Regions from separate parts of the Homo sapiens genome. Here region 2 is linked to region 1. Evidence: read pairs that join two places in POLR2A ChIA-PET (ENCODE). Cell type or tissue: GM12878. All regions are shown on one strand. Each heading gives the region's core, and the rest is flanking DNA. Links, peaks and the distances in the headings are about the cores only. Region 1 overlaps LAPTM5 (lysosomal protein transmembrane 5). Region 2 has its middle 6.2 kb from the start of SDC3.

Evidence for each region. ChIA-PET counts read pairs that join two places held together with the same protein. Peaks named below come from ENCODE experiments on the same cell type or tissue, not always from the same donor. Only the 100,000 strongest peaks of a DNase experiment are listed, where the experiment ranks them.
Region 2: POLR2A ChIA-PET joins it to region 1 with 9 read pairs; 2 of 35 experiments call an interaction of 5 or more read pairs at or near these places.

What each region holds. Positions count from the first base shown.
Region 1 is chr1:30,738,197-30,749,716 of GRCh38, forward strand. LAPTM5 (lysosomal protein transmembrane 5) reads right to left here. Exons shown (of 8, transcript NM_006762.3): 2 at 4,260-4,353; 3 at 3,444-3,520; 4 at 1,613-1,741; 5 at 744-866. LOC105378620 (a long non-coding RNA gene) reads right to left here. Exons shown (of 2, transcript XR_007065566.1): 2 at 5,594-11,520. MIR4420 (microRNA 4420) reads right to left here and starts at 1,036; the gene lies at 960-1,036. RefSeq lists enhancers at 1,014-1,573, 5,733-5,862, 7,304-7,363, 7,374-7,563, 7,884-8,033 and 2 more. In GM12878, for the core only: no CTCF peak of the experiment used is centred there; DNase peaks (open chromatin) are centred at 5,595 and 6,123; H3K4me3 peaks cover 2,925 bases; H3K27ac peaks cover 5,000 bases.
Region 2 is chr1:30,909,205-30,920,724 of GRCh38, forward strand. It overlaps a transcript of SDC3 not described here and the pseudogene RN7SL371P. Among named protein-coding and RNA genes, the nearest start is that of SDC3, 6.2 kb to the left of the region's middle. RefSeq lists an enhancer at 10,104-11,102. In GM12878, for the core only: no CTCF peak of the experiment used is centred there; no DNase peak of the experiment used is centred there.

The sequences.
Region 1 (11,520 bases), core at 2,984-7,983:
ATTTCCTCTCCCCTTGAGTGTGGGCTGGACTTAGCAACGCACTTCTAACTAACAGAATGTGGCAGAAGTGATAGAAGTCTTAAAAGACACTGCCTTTCCTCCTTGCTTATCTCTTACATCACTCCCGCAGGGGAAGCCAGCAGCCATGTCAGGAGAGCACTCAAGCAGCACTACTACAAGTCCACAGGATGAGGAATTAGGCAAAGAGCCCACGCCCTGTGAGTGAGCCACCAGGAGTTCATCCTTCAGATCTAATCAAGCCCTCAGTTGTCCACAGCCCCAGGTACCATCTCTGGTGCAGCCCCACCAGAGTCCCTGAGTCAGAAGAACCCAGCTAAGCCACTCCCAAGCTCCTGATCCTCAGAAGCTGTGTGAAATAATAAATGTTTATTGCTTTAAGCCATGATGCTTAGAGATAATTCATTAGACAACAATAAAAACTGATATTATGTCTGTGTTGCAATTCACATGCCAAAGCCCTCTCTGGGATCATGCAGGGCTGCTCCTACAGCCACATCTTTGCTTCTTTGCTTGGCTTCCTCCTTTTCTCGAACCTGCCTTCCTCACTCCTGACAAGTTTCTTCCTGAGAGGGCTCCCTCAATAAATCACCAGCACAAGAATCTTCCTCCCAAGCTCCAACTCCAGGGAACCTGGCCTAAACCACAGACACACAGAGACGTGAAGTAACCTGTTCAAGGCCACACAGCCAGCAAATGGGCATGGTTCCCTGCCCCAGACTCACCATGTGGTTCATGGACTTGAAGTTGAGATAGGTGGGCACTTCCATGTAGGAGCTGCAGAGGGTCAGGATGCTCAGGCAGAAGTCCAGCAGCTGCAGCGTCATCAGGGGGAACTTGGAGGAGCTCTGGGGAGGACAAATACAAGGAGGAGGAATGAGGAGCAGCAATTAAAGTCCCAGTTACTGAGCGGCACATAGTAGGCCCTCACTTGAGAGACCGTCTCAGCTACAGACATCAGTGACTCTCGTCCCCTGTGCACAGAGAGACATGAACACACAGATGTTCATACCAAGAGCTGGTGGCAGACCCAAGACTAGAACCAAGGTCTCCAGACTCCCGGGCCAGGGCCCTTCCATGATGTAGCCCCCCGGTCTCTTCAAGGACAACAGTTGGGGAGAGTGAGAAAAGCAGGTTTGGGAGACTGTGTCCTTGACTGGCAGCAGCCCTCAAGCCACCCCACAGTGGGCGCTCACTGGCATGAATCATCCTTCTCTTCCTTTCTTCAACTTGGTTCCAAAGAAGAAATAATACTGGGGGCTGGGGGCTAAAAAGCGCACATGTCCTTTCCTCAGGTGTCAATTCACTCCCAGCAGCACTGACTGAGTGCTGACCATGGGCTGCACCCCCAATGTGTGTGTTCCTCATGTAACCCTCATAAGGCAGGCTGATGAGATGTGATTGCAGGTACATTCCACAGAGGAAGAAACTTGGGGCAATGTGGAGGGACTCAGAGACTGGGTCAAGACACCAGCCAGGAAGAGGGCTCCTACCCTCCCCAGCCTGAGCACAGGGCCCGTGTCTGGTCCCCTCCCATCTCCCATGCCAGACCTGGGCTCTGCTGTCCGGTGAGAGGTGGGGGCTGGGTACTCACAGCACGGCTCCGGGAGGCCAACTTGAGGTAGGCGGGCAGCTCAATGTAGGAGCCCAGCAGGGTGAGCAGGCACAGGAGATAGTCCATGATTTGCAGGGACAGGAAGGGCAGCAGGTACTTCTCCCGGTTCTGAAAGGTAGGCCCAGCACCGTCAAGTGTCCCCTGCATGCAGCCAACACTCCGCCACCCAGCCTGATATCCTCATGCATCCCCTTCCCACCCTCTCCCAAACCTTCCCTGCCCTCCTCAGTTGAGGTCACCTCCCTCTGAGTGACACTCTGGGGACAGGGAGTGGATAAGACCCAGGCCCTGAATGAGAGGAGTCTTGGTGTCCCAGGAGACGTAAGGGAACCATCCCCATCTATCAGGGCTCAAAGAGCAGGATTTGACTCAATTTGCTCACAAGAACCCAGCAAGGAAGGGCTTTGTGCACTTTTTACAGAGGAGAGGGGACCAGAGAGGACTTGCTGGAGGTGGGGACACCAGGGCTAGATCGGGGAAGGAGACTAGGAGTGAACAGGAGGGAGGGGCGGGGCACTGGAGGCAGAAAGACCAACATGAGTGAAGGCCCGGAGGCAGCAGAGAGCCCCTCCCCCCCACCCCCCACTCCCCACCACGCCCCGCATACAATTGGACCTTCCTCCACCAGCCACTCCCAGGGGTCCAAAGTCACAGTAAGAGGCCCTGCCAGGAAGAGGCTGAAGTCCCTCTTCTTCAATTGAAAGCAAGTGACCACCATGACCAGTATTCATTCATATGCTCTCACAGCTGGGGACAAAATCACTGCAACAGTGGTTTCCTGGTGTCTCATGTGGTCGTCTAAAATCACTCAGGAGGCAACCAGAACAATCTTGACTGATCTCAGAGTCTTCAGGGACCACCTGCTCCATTTCTCCATTTCTCTAGCTGAACCCTTTGAGTTTCTGCACAAGCACCCACAGCCACCCTGCACAAGGCAAACGGCCTCCCCAGGCAGCATGGGTTCCAAGACAGAGTGAGTGTTAGCAAGGGGAGTGGGTGCTGGCATTTGAGGCAGGGTGGACGCATTCCAAACCAGCACCAAATCATCGCCCCACTCCTCCGGCCCTGCAAGGGCCAGGCCCCTGTCTGCACAGGAAGGACCCTCTTTCTGGATCCTACTCCCATGGCTATGTGGTGAGGCCCTGGCTTCCTGCCTTTCTGGGGACCCAGGGACCGCGGGTTCCTCTTCTGCAGGGGATTGAGCTACAGCCCATCTCAACTCTCCCACCAGATTTGCCTCGGGCCCAGGAGCCCCTCGTTGTCACACTAGACTGTCCCTGTCTCTCTGAAGGCCCATCTTCCCCAATCAGATCATGAGCTCTCTGGGGGCCTTCCAGGGCGTAGGTCCCCCTCAGGGTGCTGGCTCCTGTCACTGCATGGATAGAGCTGCATGCATCCTACTTTCCCCCTTCTTCGGCTCCTCTCATCCATTACAAAATCCAGTGCTTTCTCCCGTCTCTCACCCCCAGAAACAACACTTCCTCTTTTCACTCTCAAAATTCCCTGCTTCCACCTGCCGTTTAAAAGGATGTGAGTCATCAGCTAGTTCTCACCAAAGTGTCGGTGACCAGCATAGCCCACCATGCCCGGCCCCGTGGAGGCTCATGTTACCAGGGAACTGAGGTCACCTGCCCAGGGAATCTCAGGGAGAAACATGGTTCTCCAAAAGGTATGTGTGAAGATCTCCAGAACGCAGGTGGGACCGCCTAACATACCCGCCTCCCACCCTCTCAGCACCCAGCACTGCCCACCACCAGTGGGTGTGAATAACAGGAAGGGGCAGGGGGCAGCGGGGCTCCTGAGCCCTCACCTTGACTACGCCGATCAGTAGGCTCAGGCTGATGATGAAGAGCATGGTGATGAGCAGGAAGCTGGAGATCAGGTCAGCTGAAAGGCAAGGAGAGCAGGGAGGTGCTCAGGGGTGCCCCTGGGACCCCAGCCAGGCTCCCAGGACCACACTTGGGGAACCACTGGTTTGGGGACATGAGGATGCACAGGAAAGCCCAGGCCCTGCCCTCTTGCAGTCCTGAGTCTGGAGTGAGTACAAAGACAAAAGCAGAACATCACACATAGCACAGGAGGATGCGACAGAGGGTGCTGGGCTGGAGGTGCAGGCTGGGGTCCACTTCAGCCAGGGTGAGGCTGAGGAAGGCATCCCTGGGGAGTGGCCTGAGAGCAATGAGGAATCGGCCTGAGACAGGGACAGGGTTGGTGAGGTCAGTGTGGCTGGAGCAAGGTGTGGGGTGGAGAATCGCAGGGAGATGCTGTCAGAGAGGTGGGCAGAGGCTGGATCCTATGGTGAGGAGTTTCCATTTTATTCTAGTGTGATGAGCAGCCACTGACGGCTTTAAGCAGAAGAGTGAGGCTATCACCTTTACCAGCTGGTGGGGATTTGCAAAGTGCCATTCCATCTGCTCTCACCACCTGCAGATGTGGGTGGGGTCAGGTGGAACATCCCCATTTGCGGATGAAACAGCTGAGGCCCCAAGAAAGGAAGACACTTGCCAGAGGTCATCCATCGTCCATGGAGAGGTGGCAGTGCCTCCAACACTAGCCTGGCTATCCCTGGCCAGGGCCCTCCCTGTCCTCCTCCCCCCGCCACTCCACCGGCGTCCCCTGGACCTACCGATCCTGAGGTAGCCCATCTGGGAGAGCTTGCAGGACGCCTTGCCATGGGCCACCTCTACTGAGTGCTCGATGAACAACAAGACGCTCATGATCTGGAGGCAAAGCAAAGCATCAGTCAGCTGAGCCTGCATCACGGCCCCCCGACCAGCCCCTCCCACCTTAGTGGTGTACAGCAGGGAAGCCAGTAGTGGGGATCCTGGAGCAGATGGCATGCCAGGTCAGTAGGGCATCTCAGACAAAAGAGTGGCCTTTACACACAGAGAGCCCATGTTCAGAATCCTGGGTCTTCCTCTCTCCAGCTATGTGACCCTGGGCAAGCTACTTGACTTCTATGTGCCTCGGTTTTCCCATCTGCAAGATGGGGATAATACTAGTAACTTCCTTAGGAGGCTACTGTGAGGAGTAAATGAGACTATCCCAGGAGAGCCCTTAGGCCCAGTTCTCAGGAAGAGTGGTAACTGTTACTACTGAAGGTCAGGCTTAAAGAGGTGGGGTGGGGGGTAGAAGCTGAAGGCCCCTCCACTGCATCCCCTTCTGTAACAACAAGCTCTGGGGATCAGAGAGCACCATAGAGCTTCAGGTTCCCGGAATCATCAACACAGGCCCAGGAGGGCCCTGGAGAGCATCTAACCCTGAATCTCTGTCTCCCATGGCCCCTCAGGGAACAATAACATCTTCCTCATAGGATTGTGGTGGGGCCAGATGGGATAATTCACTTAAAGTACCTGGCAGATAGTAAGCACTCAATCTGTGCTGTTATCCATTATCCCCATTCGACTGTAGGTTCCAGGCAGGGAAAGCCTGTATGTCTCTTTGTTCATTCCCCTAGCTGTTGTATTTGTTGAATGAATGAATGAATGAATGAATGAACAAATGAACCCCACACTCTCAGATGACCCTTGCTAAGAATGATGTGGAAGGGGCGAATCTGATAGGCCTGAGTGTTGGGGTGGCCCTAGAAACAACTGAAGTTCAGCCACAAAACTGCAGTTTTAAAGAACCTTGGAGGTCACCTTATCCATGCCTCCCATAAACCTGTGCCATGCAGCCTCTACTTAAGTGCTTCCAGCCATGGGGAACTCACAACCTTATGTGTGTCCATGTCCTCACAGCAAGCCCTCCACCCTTCCCCTATGACATACATACAGTTCTCCAGGTAACCTCTGCCCATATAAAGAACAAGAAAACTGTCCCCTCCCCTCTAGTCGGTGCCCTATCTCTATTAATATGGCCCTAAGTTTACATCGGCTTTCTAGGCAGCCCTGCACTGGTAACTCATGCTCAGCTGACAGGCAACCAGCCACCCACCATCTGTTTCCCCCTTGCTGACTGTGTGGGTTTTTTTTTTTTTTTTTTTTTTAGCTCAGACACAGGTCTCAACTTGTCTTCCTGCCACATTACATCCTGTTTAGGGGCGTGGAAAGGGACTGAACGGAAGAGTGATGAAGAGCTGGGCTCCAGAATCAGATCAAGAGGATTTTGAATCCAGGTCACTGTGTGACCTTGGGCAAGTCTCTTAACCTCTCTGAGTTTCCTCATCTGGAAAATTGCAATCACTGGATTTAGTGAAGATTAAATTGCATTATATTTGCAAAGCACTGAGCTCAGGGACTGGCAGGGGGTGCCCAGCAAACAGAATCTGCTTTTGGCTGGGGCAAGCTTACGTGGTTCGGCAGTAGTACCAGGAGCACGGTGCATGCTCTAACTGCCCCCTCTACCTGCTAAAGAGTGAGCTGGAAAGGCTTTGTCTCATCAGGAAAGTTGAGAACACCCCAAAAAGAAGGCAGGTGTGGTGAGGGCTGTGGCTGACACTCACAGGAAACAGCCCTGAGAGAAAAAAACTCCTTCCTCAGCCCCTAAAGGCCAGGCCGCAGCCCCTCTCCTCTCAGTTTCACCTTGAACGAGAGAAAGAGAAAGGGAGGCAGATGACAGCTCCGTCCAGCACAGAACGGGGTGTCCTGTGAAGTGGTGAGCTCCCTGTTCCTGGGAGTATGTAAGCAGATCACAGATGAGTCACAGCTGGGCTTAGAGAAGGACCATGAGCATCTGCCAGCTGTGAAATGAGAAGACTTTCAAAGTCTCAAGATTCCAGGATTATCTGAGATCTGGAACAAAGCCTAGAATCAGATCATCTCAACCTCCCCTTGCTAGAAGGAGCCTGCATGTACTTGTTTTATAAGCTTCCTCTGCTTGTTTTATAAACTCAGAGAGATTAGGTGGCTTGCCCAAGGACACACAGCAAGTTGAGGGAGGAGCCCAAGTCTCCCAGTGCTGTTCTGATGCCTTCCCATTCCCCTGACCCCCAAAATGCCTCAGAGCCCTGCTAGCCTGAACCCCGGAGAGGACTTAGATATTTTGATCATGCATCTATGTCAGTAAAACCTTTTGCACACACGCCTCTATTTTTCTTTCTTTCTAAATTACACGCATGTGTTGCTGTCCTAGTTTATCATGAACATCATAAAACAGCTACTAAAAAATTTCCAGAAATTAAAAAATTATATGATGGAAAAATTTAGAAATTTTAATATTGTCCTCCTGAGGCCATGAGGTCACCTTGGACATTACCCGACTTTAGAGACCTCTACTAATCCTCAACTCCCCCTACAACTCCTCTGTTCTCCTCCAAGCATCCCTTACTGCCCTGTAACCCCTCCAATCACCCCAGGGGAAGAAGGGGACATTTGTACAGCCTAACTCCATGCCACATGATCTTCCCCACTACCCAGAAAAGGGACTATTCTTAATACTTTCCTTCCCATTTCACAGACGAAGAAAGTGCAGCTCAGAGAGGTCCAGGGCCTTGCCCAAGGCCTCCCAGCTGGTCATATGCAGGGCTAGGGTTCAAATCTTGGCCAATTCCCTCCGCTGCCCGGCATCTTCCAGCCACCCGGGCTCTGCCTAAGGCCTAACCCTTCCCCTCAGTGCCTCAGTGGAGGCAGAGAGGCGCCCCCATCCCCTCTCCCTCTGCAGTCCCCCCTCCCTCCCCTCAGCCCCAGCACCAGGCACCAGAGGTATTTCTACTTTTGTGAAAACCACCTGCATTTAAAACCCAGGCTCACCCTCCCCCATTTCACCTTTTCTCAACAACCCTGCGGCAGGGGACGAGGGAGGACTTTGTCCCCATTGCCGGATGGCTCACGAGACTCATAGAGGGCAGGGGACCAGCCCACAGTCACAGAGCGAGGCAACCTCAGAGCCTGACTTAGACTCTGAGGGGCCCCGACCTTCCACGAAGATGCCAGGCCCTGACCCAGGAGAAAGGGAGGAAGCTCGGCTCTCCAGGCACCCATGTGGCTCTCTAGGACATAGGATGGAGAGGAACTCACATTTATTCAGCACCTACTGTGTGCTCAGACCTGCACGCACAGGCTTGCACTGCAATCTCCCAAAACTTTACAAGACAGGCAACATTTTCCCGTTTTACAGATGAGGAAATGGAGGCTGAGAGAGAACTCACATGTCCTGTGTCACGTGGCCCGGCTGGGGTGTGAACCCTGTTGCCTCTCTCCTGGGGTCAGGGCTCCCCACAAGGTTGAACTTGCTCCCCTGAGGCTCCAGGATCTCTCTAGCCATCTGCCCACCCTTCCCTGGCAACCAAGCCCCAGCCCCAGCCACTCAGAGCTCAGGAGACAAGAGCTGGGGAGCAGGAGGCCTCCTCCACTGCCTCACTGCTGTGTGGCCCTGGCCAGGTTCTGGCTTCTCCCTGGCCTCAGCTTTCGATTCTGGTCAATGAGAAGAGACCCTCATTTTCCCCTGGGGCCATTGGGATGACAGAACGCAGGAGGGTCAGTGGGGTGGAGCTCCTACACACTGTAGGACATCTCACCCAGGCTGCCCACAGTCCTCCACCCCCAGCCACCCCAGGGCCAGCACCCTGCCCCTCAGAAGGCCCTCACTGCCCCACCCATGTCCCTAACCAACAGCTGTTGGTAGTTCCTGGAAAGTACCTGGCCGACCTACAGAGTATGCAGACAGTCAACATTTCCAAGCCTCCAAGCCCTTGCCTTCCCCTCATGTCCCCGGTTTCCACCTGGACACAGCGCTGCCTTCTCCCCAAGCTCTGAGAGCCCAGCTGGGCTGTGACCTTGGGACCCGAGCCATCCCATGACAGGTACAAGGCTTCTCTCCCCCAACAATGCGCAGGCAGACAGCATGCCCTCACCCACTTGCTCCCCAATTACAGCATCTTTTCACCCACTGTCCCTTCATTCTATGCTGGTGAGATCATGAAGATAAGAGCTCGGGTGCTGGGGTCAGATGGCCCCAGGCCCCAGCCGAGCTCTGCACCCTTGAGCCAGCCACTAACCTCTCTGGGCCTCGGCTCCTCATCTGAGGAATGGGGATAATCACTGACCTGCCTCACAGGATTGCTGAGGTCAAATGGAATCGTGTGGTGCGCGGAGCCGGGCACACAGCAGGTGCACCATAAACAAGCACAATTGGGTGGTGGTTTTTGCTACCTCTGGGCATTCACTGACTCTCAGTAAACACTCTCTGAGCACCTACCGCCTCCAAACTCTGTCTAGAAAAGCCACTGACCCTGGCGTGCCGGTGTCACAGTCTCCAGGGAACTCGATACATGAATGGTGTGCTCAGAGCCATGACAGAGGACACGCATGGGGCTTGGGGTCCTTGATGAGGGAGAGCGCATTGCTGTCTAAAAAACTTAGGGAGAATTTCACCAACAGGAAACCCATGAGCGTGGCTTTGAGGGGCAAGTAGGAGTTTTCCAACACAGAAGAGAAGAAAGCATTCCAAAAGAGCAGACATCATGTGCAAAAGCCACAGGCCTGGTGGTGCAGGTGTGTTTCAGTCCCTTCAGGGAAACTCAGAAGGCACGGGAGTGTCTCTTCCCTGAGAGGAGGATGTTACCAGCGGGGAAATATGGCCCAGAGAGAGACAGCGACCAGCCCAAGGTCACACACCAAAACTGTCGCAGGGTCAAAATCAGCTCTGTCCTCCTGCCTCCAAGCCAGGCTCAGGCTGCGGTCCCAGCCATGCTCAGCCACCCTTCCCACCCCCACTCTCCTTTCCCGCTTTTCACCTCTTCTTCTGCCCATCTTTGGTTTCAGTTCTTATTCCCGTCTGCACGCAGCCTTTCTTTCTTAATGACAAACACAGCTTCCCCAAGCTGGCCAGTTGGGGAAGTGGCCAGGGGCAGGGGGATTTGTTTCTTTTCCTGGTGGCTCTGAGGAGCAAGCAACAGGTTGAGCTAAAAGAATGGGGGCAGGGGCTGGAGGATGGAAATCAGGGAAGATGGGGACAATGGGGTCAGTATTGAACATGGCTGGGCAATAAGGATGGCGGTACCAGAGGGGATGCGGTGAAAACAGTGCACCAGGTGTCACCTGGGAGGCACTGGCCATGGTGACCATGTGAGGCGGGGAGTGGCTGTTGGGATGTTGTTGGAGTTGGCGTGGTGATGACAGTGATGATCAGAGATGCTGTTGGTGATGTTGGTGACAGTGATGGGGGTGACGGCAATGGGGACATCAGGATAGGATGGTGATAAGGAATATCATGTGGATGGTGGTGATGACACAAGAACCCCCGATTCTGGGGTTCAAAGACCAGTCCCTTCTGCAGGAGAGCAGGCCCACTCTCTCTCACTCCCTGAGGCCCAGGACCCACCGTCTCAGAAGCAGGCAGGCGGAGACCCACCATCTGAGATTTTCAGGGAGGTAAAGGTTATAGAGAAAGGACCCAGCCGTCAGTGAGCACACACCCGTGCCAGCCAGAGTGTGGACACTTTCCTATCCGTTTACTTCATTGGCTCCTCCTACCAAATGTGCGAGCCCAGGACAGAGGCTGCACAAGAAGACAGGCCCGGGCTTGTCTTCAACCCTTCCCAACAGACAATGCAGTTTGCCATATGGGTCCCAAGTGCCAGAGCCCTCCCTTGCCCCTCCCCCTCAGGGCTGCTCCACCCTGACCCTGTGTCCTACAGCCTCACACTTCTGCCATCATCATTATTATTATGGCCCCTCCCTGAAGCTCAGTCCCCTCAACCTCACCTGCCCACCCTGATTTCCCTGGGTTGCCTGGGAGGAGGATGTGAGAAGGGAGTCAGATGTGTCACCATCAAGAGGAAGCTCCCCTTCCCCACCCTGTGCTTCTGGTCAGAGCTTATGAGGGCTCAGTGGGGGCCAGCCCCCCAAGAGCACTATCTCCCCAACCACCTCTCCAGCCAGCCCAGATACCACCAGACGCCCCCATTCCTGGGGCCACGCACTCCGCAGCAGCCCGGCCTGGCTGCCTGCAGCTCCCCAGAGCCTGGCTTCTCTCTCCTCTTCACTCTTCCGCAGTTCTCGTCCTCACCCGCCGCCTCCACCTCATCCCCTCCTCCCTCCACTGGGCTCTGGGGCTCACAGACCTCAGTGAGAACCCCAGTGCAGCCGCTGATCCCCTGTGGGATCCTGGCCTGGCCATGTTACTTCATCTGTAACATTTCCTCATCTGTAGAAGGGAGAGAAGAATCCATCCACCTCCTGGAGTGGGTGTGAGAAGTAAATCATTGAAGACAGTGATTCAGAAAGATCAACTGAGCAGCACAGGTGCCTGTGTGTGGACACCCAGCACGGAGCCTGGTGGCCATGGCTGCCTTATTTGTAACAGCCCCAAGCTGGAATCAATCCAAATGTTATTTTGCAGGAAAACAGGCAAATGCATTGTGGTAGATTCATACAATGGAGTATACACAGCAATGGAAAAAATGAGTTAGCTACCCGCAACCACACAGACGAAGCTCCCAAACATAACGTTGGGAGAAAGAAGTGCTCACAAAAGAACACGCGCTGCAGAATTTCATTTCTACGTAATTCTACAGATGTATGTATTATAGAACTACATAGACAGGCAGAAGTCAGTGGGGGCGGGGCAGTGGCGAGGCGGGGGCTCTAGGGGCCTCTGGGTGCTGGTCTGATTTCTTAGTTTGGGTGGAGGTCACATGGGTGTGTTCACCTTGTAGAAGCCCACCAAGGTGTGCACTTAAGATAGCTGTGCTTTTCTATAGGTAAATTATACATCAAGAAAAGGTTTGCAAAAATCAAATAGAGATTGGCTGGCACCTCCTGTGCCAGGTTCCACGGGATCATGAAGATGAATCAGGCTGGGTCAAGACCCAAACGAGCATCCAGGCCAGAGGGCACGACTCCCAGGGACCCAGCACACAGGGCTCTGGGTCAACACCCAGAGCTCAGGGTCCAACCGTAGGGGTCAGGGCGGGCTTCTCAGAGGAGGTGGATCTTGAAGAAGAT
Region 2 (11,520 bases), core at 3,798-8,797, 170 kb after region 1:
ACCCAGTGGGCCAGAGGTCATCCAAGACCACGGGCTTTCATGCCTCCAGGACACCCAGGGGCTGTGTGACCTCAGATCAGGGCCCGGCCCTCTCTGGGCCTCGGTCTCCCCAGGGGACCATGGGGGTGGTCACTTCTGGGCCCTGTCACTGTGGATCTGCAGAGGAAAAGCCACGCAGACCTGAGCGCAGCTGCTTCCACACCAGCTGTGCGCCTCCAGCAAGGCCCCCAGTTCTCTGAGACTCAGACCCCCCATGGTTGAATGGGACCACCCCCTCCAGTGCAGGATGGCGAGAAAAGTACATCTCTGAGTGGCAGTCTCTAGCGCTGGTGGTCTTTCTACCCTGTGTGGTCACGGTGCCTTTTCCCCCTTCACCTTCATCCCCAGCGGCATACCCCATGCTGTTCTTACTTCTCCAAGTCTCCAATGGCGTGTTAGCTCCAGCGGGGGCAGGGTTTTGTGTCTGTCTTGTTCACTGCTATGTCCCCAGCACCAGCACAGAGCTCGGCATGACATCGATGCTCAATCCAAATTTGCTGAATCAATGAATGTGTTTCCCATTTACTGGGGCTCAAAACCAAGTGTTTTGGGGCAAGATAGGGGAGAGTGAAACATTTCTGGAACCCTGACCACATGCCAGGTGCCCAGCGCTTTCATGTGTTATATCATTTCTCAGGAACCCCATAAGGTCGGTCTGTCAATATCTTCACTTCTTAGGTGGGGAAGCTGAGAGCCAGCAAGAAGAGGTTATTTGCTGATGACAGCTGGCTGGACGTCTCTACCCTCAGTTACTCTCCTCTCTGGCCCCTGTGTCCCAGCACCCAGCTTAGAGCCTGCCATTAGAAAATAGGAATGAAATCAGGCCGGTCGTGGTGGCTCACGCCTGTAATCCCACCACGTTGGGAGGCCGAGGCGGGTGGATCACGAGGTCAGGAGATCCTGGCCAACATGGTGAAACCCCGTCTCTACTAACAATACAAAAAAATTAGCCGGGCGTGGTGGCGGGCGCCTGTAGTCCCAGCTACCAGGAGGGTGAGGCAGGAGAATGGCATGAACCCGGGAGGCGGAGCTTGCAGTGAGCCGAGATCGCGCCACTGCACTCCAGCCTGGGCGACAGAGCGAGACTCCTTCTCAAAAACAAAAAAAAAAAAAAAAAGAAAAGAAAAGAAAATAGGGGAACGAAATTGAGTTGAAACTGGAACAATTCCCTCAAGGAAAGGGGAACCAAAACCAGGATGAATGGAGGGGCAGGCCTTGAGGAAGAGACTCTGGGGGACCAGCCATGGGTTTTTGGTGTTGGGGGTAACTGTACTTGTCCTGCAGGGCCCTTGGGAGGAGGACCAGGGGACAAAGGTCAACTCAACATAAAGTAGAGATAAATTAGAAGGGGCTCCCCAGGAGGGAGGGAGAGCCCAGTCCCTAAAGGGTATGAAAGGCAAGCTCACCACCCTTTGACAGGGATCCTGGACAGGGAAGACAGGGAGACTTTCGAACTAGGAATTCTGAGGTCCCAGCCTCTGAAAATTCAATTCTCAAATCTTTTGGCATGACATCAATGCTCGATCCAAATTTGACTGGCACCTTGGGGAGATGGGCAGGGAGGCTGATGGGGTGCAATAGGTGGGAAACTGGTTTCTGTTGAGGTAGCACAGCTTGGAATTGAAGAGCTCTGGCTCTGGGTCGGCCAAGTATCTGGGTTCAAATCCCAGTTCTGCCAGTTATGAGCTGTATTGTGTTGGATGTGTGACTTAACCTCTCTGAGCCTCAATTTCCCAACTGTAATATAGAGATAATGACCACGCAGAGTTCATTCATTCATTCATTTAGCAAGCATAAATTGGGTGCCTGCTGTGTGCCAGGCCAGGTACCAGGTTGTGAGGATTACATGAGCTCTTCCCTGCCATCGTAATGGAGTTCAATGAAGGTGGCTGGGAATGAAGCTTACAAAGGAAGGGACTCAGATGTAGGGATAACATCATCCTTCAGAGATGCTGAGCAGATCCCAGGAACATACCAACCCTGAGGCGCTCCCAAAGGGCCAGCAGGGTTAGGGTGGGGATTATGAGGAGCCAGATGTCAGCTGGCCACAGACAGCAGTGGCAATTCTAAGAGGCAGTAAGTATCCTGTCTTGAGAGGTATTCAAGGCTCGGAGAACTATCTAGCAGGGAGACCATTAGGATGGTTTCCATGAGTAAGATGGGCAGTGAGCATGGCCCATCTTCAGAGGTTCCTGCCAGCTCTGAGACTTCTGGAAGCAGCAACTCCACTTCCCTGACATCCTGGGGAAGAGGTGGGGGCGGGGCAGTGGAGAATCTTTGGTCTGGACAGGCCAGGAGCGCCACCTGCTGCTCTTCAAAGACACTGGTCACAGCCAGAACTAAGACAGGTCTGGGCCCCTGAAGGTCCTTCTCATCTTGCTCCCCCCGGGTCCCAGGTCTCCCTGGGGTTCACAGATGCACACATTTCCTGCCCTCAAGCACATGGGTCATCTGCACAGTCACCCTTGCCCAGGCCTCCTTGTGCATTGGAGCCACATCCCCACATACTCAGGGTCTCCCTTCATAGCACCATAACCTCACCCACAGGCACCAGCTGCTGCCGCCTCCTGGCACAATAGTCACAGCCCCCTCCGGCCTTTAGAATACACACTGCCTCCTCTGGGAAGTCTTCCTGATGTCCTCTGGGTGATCAGGCCTGGTCCTGTCCTGCCGGCATCCTGATCACACTCATCCTGCACTCCCCACCCTGCTTTCAGTCCCTACTGTCTGTCTTGCTCAAAAGTGGGAGCATTCAGTATCCCAAATGAACAGTAGCTATAGAAGGGCCCAAGTGGAGCTGATTATGGGCCAGGCACTGCTCTATCAAATGCACACTCACATTAGCCCCATTTCCAGATGAAAAACCAATACACAGAGAAGATAGGAGATATGCCGAGGCACCACGACTGGCAGTGAGAGCTGAGATCCTGACCCAGGCCAACAGTTAAACTGCAATGCCAGGCCCAGTGGTGTATTGGGAGGCGTTTGATGAATGAATTAGAGTCACCGAGGGGATTCACACAGTCACACACCAACATGCAGACATACTCATGCAGTCTGGCCCCTGGGGAACCCCACAAGGCACGCCTAGTGGCTACATCTCAACCTTTCCACCTCACCCCCACCCCAGTCAGAGCCTTCTCTGCCCTTGACAGGGCCTCCTAGCTCTAACCAAGCAGCAGAGGGGTGGGGACGCCTCAGCGGCATCTCTGAACTCCACTCAGGTGAGCCTAAGATGCCTTATTCAGAGTGGCACGCCCAGGCCTGACACAGAGTGGGTGCTCAGTAGCTGTCACCTGACTCTACCTGTCCCCCAGGGGATTGGCTAAGACAACCAGCTCTCTGGACCTCAACAGTCCCATGGCATCCTAAAAGCCAAGATTGATGGAGGCCTTACTACCTGCCAGGCACTGTTCTGAGCACTTGCCAAACACACCCTCATCTACTCCTCCCCACAGGCCTGTAATTTGGGCACGACAAGCAAACTTGCCTCCCAGGGCTGCTACTATGAGAACCAAATGAGCGGCCAGCCCTGGAGTCCGGCACACAGTGAGCCCTGTCCAGGTGCTTGCTCTCTACTTCGTCCCATTTCACAGCTGGGGAATCTGGGGCTCACAGGAGTTCAATAATTTATCCCAGGTCACCCAGCCAGGAAGTGGGCAGCCAGGATTTGAACCAGGCATGTGATGACAGAGCCCTGGCTTTTCACCCTGTGCTGAGCTGTCCCCCGTGGGCAGAGGGGACTTTATGATCCTTACCAGACCTCCCAAACACAAGTGCTGTCTCAGCTCAAGGCAATCACAGGGCTTGCAAAACAAGTCCCGGCCTCCCCTCGCCACCCCCATCTCCATCCTGCTCCCTCCCCACCCCAACCATCTCCCACCACAACTTCCGGTCTTGCCCAAGAGTCAGGATGGAGGCCACAGCCCAGGCTTGCTTCTGAGAAAGTCCAAGTGACAGCAGTCTTGGAGGTCAGTGACCCCCAAAACTGAGGAACCAAAACAGGGCTCTGACAAGAGGGCTCCAGATCAGGAGGATCCCAAAGTCCTCCTAGGGGAAGCTGGGGAGACTCAGAAGCCATCTGGTGCCCCAGTGAGTGGAAATCTCACTGGGGAAGGATCTGCAAGGCCTGTGGCCGGACCAGGGTGACTGGGAGAAGGCTTGGCCTTCCCACAACAGGGGTCCTCAATCGTGGGGAGCCTCCTGCCCGCCGAAGGGACCTGGCCCATATGAGGGTCTCACAGAGCCATGCCCCGCCCTTAGTACAGAGCCAGGCTCGGCCAGCCTTCCCTGACCTCCCTGTGTGCTGGGAAAGTCCTTGTAGGGTGAGAGGGTAGGTGACACCCCAGGACACATGGCTGCTAGACACAGGTTAGGATTTGAACTCAGGCCTCTTCCAGGTCTGTGAGCTGAGGGTTTGCAAACTGTAGATCCCAAAGCGTTCCTGAGGGCTGGTGGATCCCCAGGTTCCTCAGGGCTGGTGTGCGAGGAGGGGGAGTAATCAGATTTTGTTTGAGCTCTGTGGCCTGTAGGTCACAGAGCAAGGCCTGGGCTGGCCTTGTAGGAGGGAAGAGGCTGTGTAGACTCAGCAGGGCCTGTGGCTGAAGAAGCCCCAGATTGGCAGTCGGGGAGGGGAGCTGCTTGAGGGGAGAGGAGAGCTCTGGGACTCCAAGCTGGGTAGGGGTGGAAACAAGGTGGGTCCCACCTCTGTAGGGTCTGAAGCTTATACGGTTTGAAGGGATCTCGAGTACACAGTTAGGAAGAAGGCTTTGGAAAGCGGCTGTGCAAATGAAGGGCCCTGAAGCATCAGCTTCATTTTATGGCAAATGTGCCTCTGAATGGCCACCCACCACCCCGCCAGATACTATCGCCTGAATCCAGCAAAGTCAGAGGTGGACTGGGCTGGGCGTTGGCTCACGCCTGTAATCGTAGCACGTTGGGAGGCTAGGGAGGGCAGATCACTTGAGCTCAGAAGTTCAAGACCAGCCTGGGCAACATGGCAAAACCCCATCTCTAAAAAAAAATAACAAAACAAAACAAAAGAAAAAAAACACGAGCCGGTTGTGGTAGTGGGCACCTGTGGTCTCAGCTACTCAGGAGGCTGAGGCAGGAGGACCACTTGAACCTGGGAGGCAGAGGTTGCAGTGAGCTGAGATCATGCCACTGCACTCCACCCTGGGCAACAGAGCAAGATCTTGTCCCACAAAAACAAAGGAAAAAACAGAGGGAGCCTGGGCAGGGAATGGCTACCTCCTCTCTGAGGGAATCTAGGAAGGCTTCATGGTGGTGGTGGCGACATCTCCCCTGGGCCATTGCAGGCAGGCCTTGGAGAATTGGGTGCTTTGAAATGGTCCTACAGGGGCTGAGCCCTACCTGGGAGGAGAGCCTCTAAGGCCCTGAGCTCCAGCTTGAGGCTTCATCCTGACATCGTGTGTGGACGAGGCTGAGAACATTCTGGAGGCTTGTTCCCTGTGATCTAGAATGGACAGAGCAGGCAGGGCCTACTTTAACTGCCCATTTCATAGAAGAGAATACTGAGGCCTTAAAACGGAATGTGACTGACCCCAAGGTCACATAATAAGCCTGTGGCAGAGCTGGGACTAGAACCCAGGTGGCTTCACTCCTTGCCCTGGGGCCTTTCTCTCTTCCACTCCCTTCTCCTGGACCAGCTGCTCTGTTTTGACAGAGCTCTTAGGATAAGCCCCCTCCCCAACCAAGGTCTTCATTCAAACCCACAGGCCGTCCCACTCTGTCCATCGAAGGTCACAGGACTAGGAAATGACCATTGGCAGAGCCCAGGCCCAGGAGCTGTGCTCACACACCTGCCCTCTTCTCTGTGCAGAGGTGGAGAAGCTGGGTGAGGAGAGAGGAGGGGAGGAGAGAGAAAGGGGAGGATGGGAGGAGGGCACTGCCCCAGAAGCCATTCCAGGAACACACCCCCGTGCCTGGGAATAAACTGCTCATTTAGAATCATTTTCCTGGAACCAAAAATATGCCTCCCTAAAAATATATTTTCTTTCTCACCTCATTCTGAGGCTGCAGCAGCTCAGCTGCCTCTAGGAGGTGGGTGGGGGAGAGTGACCGGGGCCTGTGGGGGGAGATCCCCCTTTCCCCAGGGCTGTGGATACTGACCACTGGGTCCCCCTCTCTGAGCACAGCTGTCATTGAGATATGCAGTACATCACATTTGTGTGTGTGTTTGGTTTTTTGGATTTTCGAGACTGTTGGACCCACATTCAAACTTCAACCTAGAGGTATCGAGCCCCAGCGAGGGCTGGGCACAGATCTGGACACTGAGGGAGCTCCCACCAAGGATGGGAGGCAGGCAACAGGCAAGCAACTGCACCAGGGGACACCTTAGTGCTGCCCTCGCCTCCTGTGTGCCTCTGAGCAGGTGCTTCTCCCACCCTGGGCCTCAGTCTCGTCATCTGCGAAGGGATCAGATGCGGGTAGCCACCCTGAATTCTCTGCGGACAGTCCTGCCGCTGGCCATGGTGGAGGGGAAGAGCAGCTGCCCTGGCAGCACTGACTCCAAAGAGAGGCCTGGGGCACTCGGGGCTCAAATTCTGGGTCTGCCACTTCCAGGCCAGTGGCCAGGGCCATTTTCCTCCCATGCAAGTTAGGGTCAGTGACGGCTCACAAGGCTGGAGGGAGGCAAACAAAGCAACACAGGACAGCACCCAGCATAGGGCAAGGCCCACAGTCACATGGAGCAGACCACTGTGTTTTTGTTGTTGTTATTTTTAGAGACAGGGTCTCACTCTGTTGTCCAGGCTGAAGTGCAGTGGCACAATCACAGCTCACTGCAGCCTCTATCTCCTGGGATCGAGAGATCCTCCTGCCTCAGCCTCTGGAGTAGCTGGAACTATGGTGGGCCACCACACCCAACCCTATGCCACTAATTTTTTTTTTTTTTTTTTTTTAGACAGAATCTCATTCTGTCACCCAGGCTGGAGTACAGTGGCGTGATCTCGGCTCACTGCAAGCTCCGCCTCCTGGGTTCACGCCATTCTCCTACCTCAGCCCCCTGAGTAGCTGGGACTACAGGCGCCTGCCACCACGCCTGGCTAATTTTTTTGTATTGTTAGTAGAGACGGGGTTTCACCATGTGTTAGCCAGGAAGGTCTCGATCTCCCGACCTCGTGATCCGCCCGCCTCGGCCTCCCAACGTGCTGGGATTACAGGCATGAGCCACCATGCCCAGCCCCTAGGCCACTACTTTTAAGTCATTCTTTGTCTGGTTCACCCCAGACCTGAGGTGGGAGGGCGAGGATACCCCACCCTTCCCCCACGGGAACTGAGAGAGTCTGAGGTTCCACAGGGAGGGGGCAGGTGGCTGCCAGGACCCTGGAACAGGTTGGCTTCGGCCCCTGGAGTTGTTGGTCCAGCCCTGCCCAAGGACATGTTCCCATGCTGGTATCTAGGAGCACCAGGAAGTGTAATCCAATTATACACTTTAAGTTATTTTTAAAAGTATGATTAAATTATTATTATGTTAATTTTAATTTTTATTTATTTATTTATTTGTTTTTTTAAACGGAGTCTCTCTCTGTTGCCCAGGCTGGAGTGCAGTGGCGTGATCTCTGCTCACTGCAAGCTCCACCTCCTGGGTTCACGCCATTCTCCTGCCTCAGCCTCCTGAGTAGCTGGGACTACAGGTGCCCACCACCACACCTGGCTAATTTTTTTTTTTTTTTGTATTTTTAGTAGAGATGGGGTTTCACCGTGTTAGCCAGGCTGGTCTCAGTCTCCTGACCTGGTGATCCACCCGCCTTAGCCTCCCAAAGTGCTGGGATTACAGTCTTGAGCCACCGCACCCGGCCGATTAAATTATTGTTGACTAGGCCAGGTACAGTGCCTCACGTCTGTAATCCCAGCACTTTGGGAGGCCGAGGTGGGCAGATCACTTGAGCCCAGGAGTTCAAGACCAGCCTGGACAACACAGTGAAACTCCTTCTCTACTGAAAATACAAAAAGTAGCCGGAGGTAGTGGTGTGTGCCTGTAATCCCAGCTACACGGGGGGCTGAGGCAGGAGAATAGCTTGAACCTGGGAGGCGGAGGTTGCAGTGAGCCAAGATCGTGCCACTGTACTCCAGCCTGGGCAACAGAGTGAGACTCTGTCTCAAAAAAAAAAAAAAAAAAAAAAAAAAAAGGACCGGGTGTGGTGGCTCATGCCTGTAATCCTAGCACTTTGGGAGGCTGAGGTGGGTGGATCACAAGGTCAGGAGTTCAAGACCAGCCTGGCCAAGATGGTGAAACCCCATCTCTACTAAAAATATAAAAATTAGCCAGGCATGGTGACAGGTGCCTGTAATCCCAGCTACTCGGGAGGCTGAGGCAGAGAATTGCTTGAACCCAAGAGGCAGAGGTTGTAGTGAGCCGAGGTCGGGCCACTGCACTCCAGCCTGGGTGAGACTCTGTCTCCAAAAAAAAAAAAAAAGGTTATTATTGACTATAGTCACCCTTTTGTACTATCAAATACTAGGTCTTATCATCCTTTCTTTTTTGTTGCACCCATTAACTGTCGTCCCCACCTCCTCTCCTCTACCCCCTCACTAGCCTTCCCAGCATCTGGTAACCAACCTTCTGTTCTCTATCTTCCTGAGTTTAATTGTTTTGATTGTTAGATCCCACAGATAAGTTTAAAGTGCTTCTTTGAGTGAAAAGCAATTCATGAACTGGGAAACACCAAACCAGAAGAGGTTTAATGTTCCAGTGACAAATCATCAGAGGCAAGTATTTAAGGGATAAACGCAGAAGTAAAATAAATTATTTGATTGGTTGCAATTATATAGTTGTTTATTTGGTCTATGCCGTTAGAAAGTCCCCCGTTATATAAAAATTTGTGGACTACTTCTGACTGGTTGAGCTGAAGTTCTGTTTTTCTTTAATAGAGGCATTTACAAGAAATAGCTCAATTTTTGCTTATGTTTGCAAATCAAGCAAGGTTGAGGTCATGTATGAGGCCTAACTGGTTTTGTCTGCTCTGGGATTCTTCAGACCTGGTCTCCATTTTAATTTAACAAGTGAAAGGGTTATAGGGCTGGGCACAATGGCTGACGCCTGTAATCCCAGCACTTTGGGAGGCCGAGGCGGGTGGATCAACTGATATCAGGAGTTCAAGACCAGCCTGGTCAAAATGATGAAACCTTGTCTCTACTAAAAACACAAAAAATTAGCCGGGTATGGTGGCGCGTGCCTGTAATTTCATCTACTCAGGAAGCTGAGGGAGGAGAATCGCTTTAACCCGGAAGGCAGAGGTTACAGTGAGCCAAGATCATACCATTGCACTCCAGCCTGGGCAACAGAGGAGACTCCATCTTCTTTTTTTTTTTTTTTTTTTTTGAGACGGAGTCTCACTCTGTCACCCAGGCTAGAGTACAGTGGTGTGATCTCGGCTCACTGCAACCTCTGCCTCCTAGGTTCAAGCAATTCTCCTGCCTCAGCCTCCCAAGTAGCTGGGATTACAGGCGCCCACTACTGCGCCAGGCTAATTTTTGTATTTTTAGAAAAGATGGGGTTTCACCATCTCGGCCAGGCTGGTCTCGAACTCCTGACCTCGTGATCCCAAAGGCCTCGGCCTCCCAGAGTGCTGAGATTACAGGTGTGAGCCAACACGCCCAGCCTCAGGAGACTCCATCCTGAAAAATAAATAAAGTATTACAGGACTATGGTTCCTCTGCCCACTGCACAGTAACAGACCCCATTACATGGAGACAGCAGGGTTTGCAGAAGCAGAAAGAGTTTACTGATCACAGGGCACCAAGCGAGGAGATCCTCAAATCCATCCCTCCGAGGAGTTCTGGGCTGGGATTTCTAAGGGGATTGTTGAGGGTGAGGGGCTAGAAAACTTGGGTCATTGATGGTTTTGAGTAAGGGGGATGACATCATCAGGACATGGAAACTGCATTTTTTGGTGAGTCAGCTCTTCAAACCAGTCAGGTCCTTCAAACCAGCTGAGTCAGCAGTTTCCTCAGTATGCAGGACCTGAAGGAATAGCTCAAAGAGAGAACTTAAGGCTTCCTAATGTTCAAGTTGTTATCTGCAGAGCAGCTAAGGGGAACTATCGTCCTGTAACAGGGTCTCGTGATTCTAGGTCAACAGGTTGCAAAAAGCAGCTGTGAGGAGGCAGGTCAGAGAGTGAGCTGACCTCAAAATGAAGGCTGAACGTGCTACAAGCTCAGTTTATTTTCATTATTCCCCCTCTCTTCTTCCCTGATTAATTTTATAAAGTTTATAGGGGCAGTTTCAAAAGCAAGCTGAGAGTGTGACCAGAGTATGGCATTATTCTCAGTTACTACCGTTAACACAGTCTGGAACAGAGCCATGTAGATGCTATCATCAACAGCTGCGTTAGGACTGTGGTCTTGTGGTCATTGGTATCCAAAATTGCATAGTCACTATAGGCCCTAGTGGTGGGCTTGCTCAGTTCTCCAGGTTGTTAAATCCTGCTGGCAATCATTCGATATGCAAGTGGCTGCGGGAAAGCATTTATTTATGTACTTATTTTTTAGAGACTGGGTCTTGCTCGGTCACCCAGGCTGGAGTGCAGTGGCACCATCATAGTTCACTGCAGCCTTGAATTCCTGGGCTCAATGATCCTCCCACCTCAGCCTCCTGAGTAGCTGGGACTACGGGCACACGCCACTGCACTGGGCTAATTAAAATAAAATTTTTTTGTAGAGACAAGGTCTTACTTTGTTGCCCAGGCTGGTTGAGAACTCCTGGCTTCAAGCAATCTTTCGGCCTTAGTCTCCCAAAGTGCTGGGATTATAGGGTGAAACGGTGTCATTTAAAACCCTTGAGAGGATACAATGCACAAAGGGGGTGAATAGAATAACTATAAGGAAAATAATAGCCAAGGACTGAAAAACGCCCTGGAACAAAGATTCCCAGGAGCCAAGATTTCACCAGCTAAAACATATCAATGAAGGAGGTAGCACCTATCTGCTAAGACTTGTATTTGTTTCTTAAGAGCCTTTATTAGCCAGGTGTGATGGCTCATACCTGTGGTCCCAGCTACTCAGGAGGCTGAGGTAGGAGGATGGCTTGAGCTCAGGAGGTCCTGGCTGCAGTGCGCCATGATCGCACCACTGCATGCATTCCAGCCTGGGTGACAGGGTAAGACCCTGTCTCAAAAAAAAGAGCTTTAAATTTTGGGCAACAGTTTCTTATTAACATAAAAGCAACTTTTTTTTTTTTTTTTTTGAGACAGAGTCTCACTCTGTTCGCCCAGGCTGGAGTGCAGTGGTGTGATCTCAGCTCACTGCAACCTCCACCTCCCAGGTTCAAGTGATTCTCCTGCCTCAGTCTCCCAAGTAGCTGAGATTACAGACATGCACCACCGCACCCGGCTAATTTTTGTGATATTTTAGTAGAGACGGGGTTTCACCATGTTGGCCAGGCTGGTCTCAAACTCCTGACTTCAGGTGATCCGCCCACCTCAGTCTCCCAAAATATTGGGATTACAGGCGTGAGCC